Regions from separate parts of the Homo sapiens genome. Here region 2 is linked to region 1. The links are chromatin contacts, found by POLR2A ChIA-PET in ENCODE. All regions are on one chromosome and are shown on one strand. The core of a region is the stretch at or near the end of the contact, and the rest is flanking DNA. Distances in the headings are between cores, read along the strand shown.

What was found. ChIA-PET counts read pairs that join two places held with the same protein, here RNA polymerase II (POLR2A).
Region 2: POLR2A ChIA-PET joins it to region 1 with 12 read pairs in activated T-cell. The contact joins the promoter of MRTFA-AS1 here to the promoter of MIEF1 in region 1. POLR2A ChIA-PET finds 5 or more read pairs at or near these places in 2 of 52 experiments (AG04450 and activated T-cell).

Annotation. Positions count from the first base shown.
Region 1 is chr22:39,499,987-39,505,551 of GRCh38, reverse strand. It overlaps MIEF1 (mitochondrial elongation factor 1), which reads right to left and starts at 3,262. Exons shown (of 6, transcript NM_019008.6): 1 at 3,115-3,262; 2 at 1,018-1,349. It overlaps LOC105373035 (a long non-coding RNA gene), which reads left to right and starts at 3,392. Exons shown (of 3, transcript XR_938263.4): 1 at 3,392-3,518; 2 at 3,960-4,288; 3 at 4,984-5,060. MIURF (mitochondrial elongation factor 1 upstream open reading frame) reads right to left here and starts at 1,321. Exons shown (of 1, transcript NM_001414695.1): 1 at 1,109-1,321. The coding sequence starts at 1,321. The coding sequence ends at 1,109. RefSeq lists a silencer at 2,864-2,973 and enhancers at 2,481-2,980, 3,074-3,123, 2,981-3,482.
Region 2 is chr22:40,518,328-40,523,892 of GRCh38, reverse strand. MRTFA-AS1 (MRTFA antisense RNA 1) reads right to left here and starts at 2,093. Exons shown (of 4, transcript NR_109965.1): 1 at 920-2,093; 2 at 453-527; 3 at 175-368. The region is part of intron 3 of MRTFA (myocardin related transcription factor A); the gene reads left to right.

The DNA of each region.
Region 1 (5,565 bases), core at 2,013-4,512:
ACAGGGGTACCATGCTGGCCACATCAGACTTAAGTTTCCAGACTACAAAGTGCAGTTTCTGGACAGGCAGAGCTGTTTGAACCTATAATCCCAAAGCTTTGGGAGGCAAGGGTGGGAGGATCGCTTGAGGCTAAGAGTTTGAAAGCAGCCTGGGCAACATAGCAAGACCGTCTCTACAAAAAAAATAAATAAATAAAAAATTAGCTGAGCACATTGGTACATGCCTGGCGTCCCAGCTACTCAGGAGGCTGAGAAGGGAGGACTGCTTGAGGCCAGGCATTCAAGGTTCCAGAGAGCTATGATCATGCCACTGTACTCCAGGTTGGGCGAGAGCGAGACCCCGTCTCTTTTTTTTTTGGAGACGGAGTGTCACTCTGTCACCCAGGCTGGAGTGCAGTGGCGCGATCTTGGTTCACTGCAACCTCCACGTGCCGGGTTCAAGCAATTCTCCTGCCTCAGCCTCCTGAGTAGCTGGGACTTAAGGCATGCGCCACCATGCCCGCCTAATTTTTTGTATTTTTGGTAGAGACAGGGTTTCACCATGCTGACCAGGCTGGTCTCGAACTCCTGACCTTGTGATCCTCCTGCCTTGGCCTCCTAAAGTGGTGGGATTACAGGCGTGAGCCACCGCACCGGGCCAACCCTGTCTCTTAAAAAAGAAAATTGCAGTTCCCACTCCAGGCATTTGCTTATTCCTGCCCTGCTGCTGGTAAACCTCTATTTCTCATTTGAGGCAGACCTCAAATGTCCTCTTTTTTCCCCCCCACCCCAGAGACAGGGTCTCATTCTGTCACCCAGCCTGGAGTGCAGTGGTGCAATCATACCTCACTGCAGCCTCAACCTCCTGGGCTGAAGCCATCCTCCTGCCTCAGCCTCCTGCAGAGTTGGGACTATAGGTGCACACCAGTGCACCTGGCTCTGCACTGATTTCTAATGACTAAAAGGATGACTTTGATCCTTTTCTCGGTCCCTTGCAACAAAAAATAAGGAAACCTACAGGAACGAGGGCCTACGTACCTGAGGCTTCTTAATACATCTGTAAGATGGGGATGGAAGAGAGCAGGAGTGTCTACAGAAGGCACCTTTGTCCTCTTTCCCTTGGAGGATCCTAAATGATCCTCCCCAATTTGCCGTTGAGAAAGACCAGGCCCTTCTCCAGCTGCCTCTCCCGGGCCTCAGCGTCCTCTAGCTTCTGATTTTTTCGGAATTCACGGCGGATGGAGGCAAAGTAGAAGTCTCGATCAGTGTAGCGAAGCTGTCGGCCCTGGCGCAACAGAGCCCGATAGAGACTCAGCACCGCCTCTCGGCTCCACGGGGCCATGGGGGACTGGCAGGGGCTGGGTGTCACACTATAAACAGAAGGAAAGACATACAAGCCTAGTATCAGAATTAATAACAAAAGGACCTGTAGAGACTATGTGAGGGCTTTTTAATCCAAGTTCCAGAGACCCCCCGCTCCAGGTCACCGTATGACTTAATGGCAAGACTAGAACTAGAGACCCCAGCCTCTGGATGCCCATTCTGGAAACATACAGGTTGTGGTTCACCAGGGCTCAAATCCTGGCCCTGCCACTTACTTGCCATATGACTTTGGGCAAAGGACTGAACCCCCGCTGAGCACCAGCTTCCTCACTTATAAAATGGAGATTAGGATATTATGGCAATAGTACCTACCACATAGGATTATTTTGAGAACTGTGCACGTAATGAACGGTAATAGAACTTCACCACAGGGGGTGATCTAGGAGGGTTGAAGACAAGCACTCAGCCATACTTGAATCCTGGCACCAGCACTTACGAGCTGCATGACCGTGGGCAAGTCTCCTAACCTCTCTGTGACTGTCTCAGTTCCTCATCTGTGAAGTGAGGATAAAAATCATATTTTGCCCATACGGTTGGCATAAGCACTAAATGAGTTTAATGTATGTGAATATGTTTAGAACAGCACTTGGCACACACGAAGCACTCTATCAACAGCAGATATTATTAGTAGCACCTAGCCAGGTTTGTAAATGCTCAATAAATAATTACATTTAAGTATAAACTGCCACTGCCTTCCTTCAGTAACAATAAACCCTTACACAAGCATATCTGTAAAGTGCTTTGTTGCCCATGACCACATTTAAATTAAGAATCTAGAAGGTGGTCAGGGTTCTTAGTAACAGTAAATGCTTATTGCATTATATTGCACTATATACAACGTGCAATGTTCGAAGCATGTCTCACATAACAACTCATTCTGTCAGCTACCCTAGGGGTCAACATTACCCCATTTTAAGTGGAGGAAACAATCTCCCAGAGGGAAGTAACTTGCCCGCGGGCCCACAGCTGTCAAGGGGAGGGCTGCACTCCTGACCCCAACTCTGCCTGCCTCTGGAATGAGTTACCCTTTGCTGGAGCCGGACCGTGTGTACAGCACTTCTGGGTGCTCCACGAACTTTCCCAGCACAGCGCTTGGCACATACAAGGGGCTCAAAATTATGCGTAACGGAGAGAATTTCACAACGTCCCTATGTGGAAGAAATGATCACCTCCGTTTCAGAAATAAAGAAATGACACCAAGTGGGGGAAGTATTTGGCTGGAAAAAAAGATTGGACTTTGGGCCCAAAGTCCGCGAGCCCTTAGCCTCCGGCCTTGCTAACTTCCTGCGCAAGCTTGAGCAAGCCACCATCCCTGCCCATTTTTCCTCAACTGTTTAAGAGATCCCTCGGCCCTAAGGACCTCCCGATGCAGAAAATCAACAGAAGTGTTTGATGCTGTAAAAGGCGACTGTCACGGCGAGGGCTGTAACTACAAGGTCGCTGGGCGACTGGGCGGCTGAGCCCCAGCCAGTCTGCACTTCACCAACCGTGGGGGCCGGGCCGGGGTGCGGAGGCCCAGAGGCCAGGGCAGGCCTGCTTCGGGGCACTGGAGGTCTCCGAGGTTGGGGCGGGGCGGGGCAGCCGAGGGGTCTCCCAGGGGAAAGTCCAGGGCGGGATGGGGCGAGACCCCCGGCTGCATGCTGGTATCCTGACTCCGGGCCGCATGCGAGGCGCCGGCAGCAGCCTGAGAGGAGGCGCTGCAACCTCCCCGCCGCCCAGCCGCCGGCGGCCCTCATTCCTTCTCTCACTCACCCGCAGGCCGTGCGCGCTACCACTCCGCAGGACTCGCCTCTGGCCGGGTACCTCTCCCCGGGTCACCCATCAACATGGCCCCTTCACTTCCGGGACACGACCTTGCGCACGGAGCTGCGAAGGGGCTGAAGGGAGCACGAGGGCGAGTGGAGGCGGAGGGACTTCCGGTCTTCTCCAAGCTCTCTCTCGGGCCCCGCCCCCTGCGCATGATTCCGCCCCCCAATCCTGAGCCCCGCCTCCGTGTGTGACCTCACCAAGGGACTGGCCTGCAGAGGCCACTCGCGCCCCGCCCCCAGAGGACTCCGGTGTCCGGGTCCGGCTGTGGGTACCGGGGTGGTCCCGATGCTGGCAGAAGTTCAGAGGGCAGGAGGTAGCCTCGCTGTCCAACAAGGCTGCCGCACCGGGTAGGCCCCTCACCTGCTGGCAACCCCTTAGCCTGTCGGGGTACCTGGCCAGCCTCCTGTACTGTATATGCTGATCTCTGGCTGGGGCCCTGGGGTACCTGAGGGAATTCTAACACTAATATTCAGAGCTCCTCAAAACCCATTTTCTCAGATCGCCTTCTTTTCATCCCTCCATGCTGTTCCTACTCCCCAGGCCCCATGGCTTCTGGCAAACTCCTACCCTTCCTTCAAAGTCTACCTCAAATGCCCCCCTTCACTGGGAAATCTCTCCCAGCCCCTTCCTCGCCTCCCTCTAACACACTCACGTGCCTTCTTTGGGCCCCACGGAAATGTCTGCACATCTTACGCCTCATAATCTGTTCAACAACAAAACGTATTTCTTGGCGCCTACCATATGCCAGGCACTGTAATTTATCCATTTGCTTCTCTGTCTCTCACTAGATTTGAGGACGGAGGCCGTGTCTCTATGGAAGCTCCCTCCCCCAACTGCCTCCCTCCATGCCTGGCTCTGCCAAGCCCAGGGCCTGGGGCTTTGGAGTCCGGGGCCACCGGGGCCACCGCTGGCTCCTAGTTCCAGTTCCACCACTTAGGGACAGCTGCCCTCTGCCAAGTTTCCTAACCTCACCCAGCCTTGGGGCTGTGGTGAGGATTAAAAGGTAATATCTACCAGTAGAGGGGTGGGCAATTGCAGAATAGTCAGGCTATCTGATAAAAGGACGAGAACCAGGAGAAGAACATTGCAGGGAAGAGCATTTCAGGCCTCCCCCCAGGTAAGCCTTTAAGCTCAGCGTGGTCTAGGAGCCACAGGGAGAAAGCCAGTGCTTTCGCAGCTGAGTGAGCAGGAGCTGGGAAAGAGGCCAGAGGGGAGGCCCTTACCAGAACTGGGAGGGAGATGGCGGGTGCAAAGGAACCACAGCAGGGTTCAGAGCCAAGAAGTGCTGGGATCTGACTTCCCTTTCAATGGGATCTGTCTGGCTTGAGAATAACGGAATGGAACCAGGGCTGAGGCAGGGAGACCAATCAAGAGTCTGTTGCAGGGCTGGGCACGGTGGCTCACGTCTGTAATCCCAGCACTTTGGGAGGCTGAGGTGGGCGGATCTACTTGAGGTCAGGAGTTCGAGACCAGCCTGACCAACATGGTGAAACCCCATCTCTACTAAAAATACAAAAATTAGCCGGGAGTGGTGGCATTGTACCTGTAATCCCAGTTACTTGGGAGGCTGAGGCAGGAGAATTGCTTGAGCCTGGGAGGCAGAGGTTGCAGTGAGCCAAGATCACGCTACTGTACTCCAGCCTGGGCGACAGAACAAGACTCGGTCTCAAAAAAAAGAAAAAGAAAAGAAAAGAAAACCAAGATGGAGAGAGGCATAGTAGTTTCTAAGACACTGAGCTAAGAAGGAAAGAAGCTTTCAGTGGAAGCCAAGTCTGTCTTACTCTGAAATGTGTGTTCTTTCCACTCTTTCAGGCTGCCCTAATTTGCTTTTTAAAGAATTTTGTGACCCAAATAAATATAATTGGTGGCATTTCCATCGGCATACCAGATGACCTCTTCATATCTCTCCTGACTTTCTTGTTCTATGGAATGTTATTTTTCGGAGGGAGGGACAGAGGGAGGTCATTTGGAGGGGTCTCCCCTTCGGATCAGCCCCTCTAGATCCACTTGCTCTTCAGGGTCTTATCTTTACTTAGACTGACAAGGCCTCTCCCTGCCCCCGATGCTTCCGTGGCAATGGAGTGTGGGCAGTGAGGTGGTATCTAGCACTTACATGTACGTACCCATGGTGCCTTTGTAGGCCAGAGACCCACGGCAGGGGGCACTGACCCAAACCTCAGGGCTCTGCCAGGTTTCACAGGGCAAGAGGCATTCCAGGATCTCTTGGATTGATATTGCAGGGTGTTTGTTTGTTTGTTTGTTTGTTTGTTTTGAGATGGAGTCTCGCTCTGTCTTTAGGCTGGAGTGCAGTGGCGCGATCTTGGCTCACTGCAGCCTCTGCCTCCCGGGTTCAAGTGATTCTCCTGCCTCAGCCTCCCGAGTAGCTGGGACTAC
Region 2 (5,565 bases), core at 844-3,343, 1.0 Mb before region 1:
GATAAGATTATATTCCTCAAATCAGTGCCATAAGACTAATTTATTTGGTTATGTAAAGTACTGAAAACTTAGGTATCAACATTAATTAGGTTACTCAAACAGATACTATGTCCGTATTCTTCTAATACCTTGCTACTCAAAGTATGTTCCAAGGTCTGGCAGCCTTTGTATCACCTGGAAGCCTATTAGGAATGCAGAATCTCAGACGCCACCTCAGACCTGCGGAATCACAATCTGTTTTAAAAAGATTATTTGCCGGGTGCAGTGGCTCACAGCTGTAATCCCAACACTTTGGGAGGCCAGGGTGGGCAGATTGCTTGATGTCAGAAGTTTGAGACCAGCCTAGGCAACATGGTGAAACCTCATCTCTACAAAAAATGCAAAAATTAGGCAGGCATGGTGATACACACCTGTAGTCCCAGATACTTAGGGGGCTGAAGTGGGAGGCTCACTTGAATTTGGGAGGTCAAGGCTGCAGTGAACCGTGTTTGCACCACGGTATTCCAGCTGGGCCACAAAGTGAGACCCTATCTCAAAAAAAAGATTGTCACATGCATATTAAAGTTGAGAAGTTCAGTTCCAAAAGATATTTTATTTTTATTTCCCAAGATGCTATGAGATGTGTTGGATTTATATGTGGGATTTATATGATGTCTAATTAGTATGGAAGAATAGGGTAAAACAGGAAACAAAAAAGAAAACCTGCTCCTGGTATAGTTCTCTGTGTTAGATAAACGTTCACAATTTGACAACTTTTTTTTTTTTTTGCCATTTTTCTTCATTTTTCAAAGAAAGAACAAATAGGCTTATTTTTGGCATTCTAGAATGTTTAACTGGGAAGGATCTTAGACATGACCTGATAACAAACCTTGGTTTTACAGGTGAACAGACGGGGGGCTAAGAATGTTAAGTGACTTACCCAAGATCATATAGCGTGGACTCCCTGTGACCTGATTTTCAAACTACTGATCTTTGGAACTCCTGTGCTACCCCTCTGTGTTGCTGAAGGCCATCTATTCTTAGTTGGTTCTATTGATGTTGGTTGAAACCATCCCGAACATACCTGTGGCTAGGCACAGTGGCTCACGTCTGTAATCCCAGCACTTTGGGAGGTTGAGGGGGGCGGATCACTTCAGGTCAGGAGTTGGAGTCCAGCCTGGCCAACATGATGAAACCCCATCTCTGCTAAAAATACAAAAATTAGCAAGGCATGGTGGTGCACACCTGTGACTCTAGCTACTCGGGAGGCGGAGGCAGGAGAATTGCTTGAACCCTGGAGGCAGAGGTTGCAGTGAATTGAGACCACACCACTGCACTCCAGCCTGGGTGACAGAGTGAGACCCTGCCTCAAAACAAAACAAAACAACCATCCTGCACAATTATGAGTGAGAGTAAATCCAACACATCTCACAGCATCTTGGGAAAATGATAAGGCTCACTTTCTTCTTTCCCTTCAGTGTGAACTCATGTAATAACTTCAGAGAAAGGCATTTCCCTGCTGTCTGGAAGTTGAACTCCTTCTACAAACTGGTGGAGCTTGCTGCCCAGTCCTGTGCCCTCCGAGCTGAGGGGAAGGCGTGGGGATTTTCTGTTCTACTGAAATGGCAGGATTATGTCATAGCAGTGGTTTTGAGTGTTTAGAGGTAGTGTTATTTTAATTATTTTTCTAACTCTGGTTTAAATAAAAACTTACAAATCAGGAAAGAACTGGCTATCTGTATGTTAAAAAAATTAAGAGAGGGCTGGGTGCAGTGTCTCACGCCTGTAATCCCAACACTTTGGGAGGCCGAGGTGGGTGGATCACGAAGTCAGGAGATCGAGACCATCCTGGCCAACCAACATGGTGAAACCCCGTCTCTACTAAAAATACAAAAATTAGCTGGGCGTGGTGGCGTGCGCCTGTAATCCCAGCTACGCAGGAGGCTGAGGCAGGAGAATCGCTTGAACCTGGGAGGCGGAGGTTGCAGTGAACCGAGATTGTGCCAGTGCACTCCAGCCTGGCCAACAGAACAAGACTCCGTCTTAAAAAAAAAAAAAGGAGAGAGAGAGAGGGAACATTGACTCTTACCTTGTACCATCCCAAAAATTCATTTGAGGCCGGGTGTGGTGGCTCATGCCTGTAATCCCAGCCCTTTGTGAGGTCAAGGTGGGTGGATCGCTTGCGATCAGGAGTTGGAGACCAGCCTGGCCAACATGGTAAAACCCTATCTATACTAAAATACAAAAATTGGCCAGGCGTGGTAGCGGGCACACATAGTCCCAGCTACTTGGGAAGCTGAGGCAGGAGAATTGCTTGAACCCAGGAGGCAGAGGTTGCAGTGAGCCAAGATTGCACCCCTGCATTCCAGCCTGGGTGACAGAGTGAGACTCTGTCTCATAATTAATTAATTAATTAATTAATTCAGGCTGTGGGATACTGCTCAGCAACTTTTAAAAAGGGGCAAACTTTAAACGTTTTAGAAATAAAACACCCTGAATGACTCTTGAGAATTACTCTGAGTGAAAAAAGCCAATCCTAAAATGTTACCTATTGTATGATTCTATTTATATAACATTCTTGAAATGACAAAATTATAGATATGAAGCACAGATTGGTTCTTCATATTGTCAGGGCCTGTGGATGGTGTGGGGCTGAAAGTAGATGTGGCTATAAAAGGTCAACATGAGGGATCCTCAGGGTGATGGAAATGTGTATGTTGACTAACAGTGCCAGTATTCTGGTTGTAATATTGTACTGTAGTTTTGCAAGATGTTATCATTGGAGGGAACTGAGTAAAGGATACATGAGCTCTTTGTATTATTTATTATGTGAATCTATAATTATCTCAGAATGAAAAGTTTATACATGAGCTGTTTATTATTTCTTATTATGTGAATCTATAATTATCTCAGAATGAAAAGTTTAAAAACTACAATTTGGCAGCTTTTCAAAAAGTTAAACATAGATCCTGTGACCTAGCAATTCTACTTCTAGATATATATCCTAGAAAACTGAAAACATTTGTCTGTGTATTTTTACACAGACAAATGTTCATAGCAGCTTTTTCAAAATAGCTAAAAAGTGGAAACAACCCACATGTCTTTCAGTTGATGAATAAACAAAATATGGTATATCCATACAATGGAATATTATTCACTCATAAAAAGAAATCACTGTTGATATATGTTATAAAATGAATGAACCTTGGCCTTGTGTGGTGGCTTATGCCTATAATCCCAGTACTTTGGGAGGCCAAGGCAGGTGGATCGCTTGAGCCCAGGAGTTTGAGACCAGCCTGGGCAACATGGCGAAACCTATGTCTACTAAAAATACAGAAAAATTAGCCAGGCTGGTGGCATGTGCCTATAGTCTCAGCTACTCGGGAGGCTGAGGCACAACAGTCGCTTGAACCTGGGAGATGGAGGTTGCAGTGAACGGGGATCAAGCCACTTGCACTCTAGCCTGGGTGACAGAACGAGACTCGTCTTAAAAAAAAAAATGATGAACCTTAAAAACATTTTCCAAATGAAAGGACATAGACATAAAAGGCCACATATTGTGTGATTCCATTTAAATGAAATGTCCAGAACAGGAAATGGAGAGTGACTGCTGATGGATACAGGGTTTATTTTTGGGGCAATGAAAATGTTCTGGAATTAGTTGCGATAAACTATGGAATTATGCACTTTGAATGGTTGAATTTTATAGTATGTGAATTGTATCTCAATTTTTTAAATTGTGTGAGGAAAAAAATTCAGGTTTCTCTAGAGTGACAGCAGATCAGTGATTGCCTGGGGCTGGAAGTGGAAGGAGAAATTGAATACAAAGGGACACAAGAAAACCCTAGGGATGAAAATATATCTCTTTATTGTCGTGGTTATACAGGCATATGCAATTGTCAGAACGCTTTGAATTGTACACTAGGTGAAGTTTATTGTGTCTGAATTGAAGTTCAATAAAGTTAGTTTTTAAAACTTATAATAAAATTATCTCTAGTTGTTGTAAGCTTAAAATGACCTTTAGGTTAAAATTATCTTATCTCTTATTAATTATAAGGCCAACAACTATTGCAAAAATTACCTCATAGAGTCTGACTTCCGTTGCTAGTTTCTATCCAGTTTCCAAAGTGAAACTAGATTGATCACTTTCACTCAGACTTTGCTCTTAGGCGTTTGTACTAGCCTGACTCCATTATTGTGCTTTTCAGAACCCATGAGTGGGTGTGATTGTTATAACATTTTTTTTAAGTTTATGGAACATTCTATTGCTTTTATTTCTTTTTTGCTTTTATGTACAACAGAAAAATGTCTCAAATTGGGTATAACAAATCAGCGTGATTGCCTTTCACCTCCACTTTGGAGTGCTTTGAGCCAGTTTGGACACAAGGAGGTTGGAGTTAAAATGACTCCTGAAGGAAGTAAGCAAGCATGAGAAGAGAGGGCAGCACTGGTAGGTAACGCTAAAACAACATCGCCTTCATCTCTCAACCCTGATCTCTTTCCAAGAAGTGAGCTGACTAAATGAAATATTACACAAAACCCTCCAAGGTTTGAGAAGAGTTCTAGAGGGTAGTCTCTAAGTGAGAAGGACCATCTCTATAGGTGGCCCTGAGTTTTATCCTCAAATTTCCTTCTACGCCATGTACCCATCCTCACTCATTTTTCGGGTCCCACCAAGCCTAAACTCAGGGGTAGTTTTCCATTTAAAATTCTGCCTCACAGGTGGACACATCTTTTTTATTGTTTCCCTTAAGCACAGATTAGACTAACTTTATTAAAAGAGATCATGCAGGAGCATCCCTTGAGACCGGGAGGCAGAGGTTGCGGTGAGCCAAGATCCTGCCACTACACTCTGGCTTGGGCAACAGAGTGAGACCCTGCTTCAAAAAAAAAAAACCCCAAAAACAAAACCACCACCACCACCACCAAAAGCCTCCAAAACAAAAATCACGAAAACATAAAAGAGACATATGTCTAGAATATCGAATTCTAAGTGGATTTTGTAAGAATTCCAGCAAAAATAAATATATTTAAAATGATAATAGCTAACACTTAGAGTTTACAGTGCATGAAGAGGAAAGACAGACACTGGTTTTTTTTTTTTTTTTTTTTTTTTTTGGAGACAGAGTCTCACTCTGTCGCCCAGGCTGGAGTGCAGTGGCATGATCTTGGCTCACTGCAACCTACGCATCCTGGGTTCACGCCATTCTCCTTCCTCAGCTTCCTGAGAAGCCGGGACTACAGGTGCCCGCCACCACACCCAGCTAATTTTTTTTGTATTTTTAGTAGAGACGGGGTTTCACCTTGTTAGCCAGGATGATCTCGATCTTCTGACTTTGTGATCCGCCCACCTCGGCCTCCCAAAGTGCTGGCATTACAGGCGTGAGCCACCGTGCCTGGCCTGTTTTGTTTTTTTCTGTACTCTACTACTCCTTTCAACACTCCACCTCTGATGACATCAGATGTGTAGGTTTTGTTTTTTTTTTTCCCTCACCAACAACCAATTCTCCAACCATCTGGTCACCAACTGGATATTCTACAATTTAACTCAATTATGACATTAATTCCCTGGAGTTAGTGCAGACC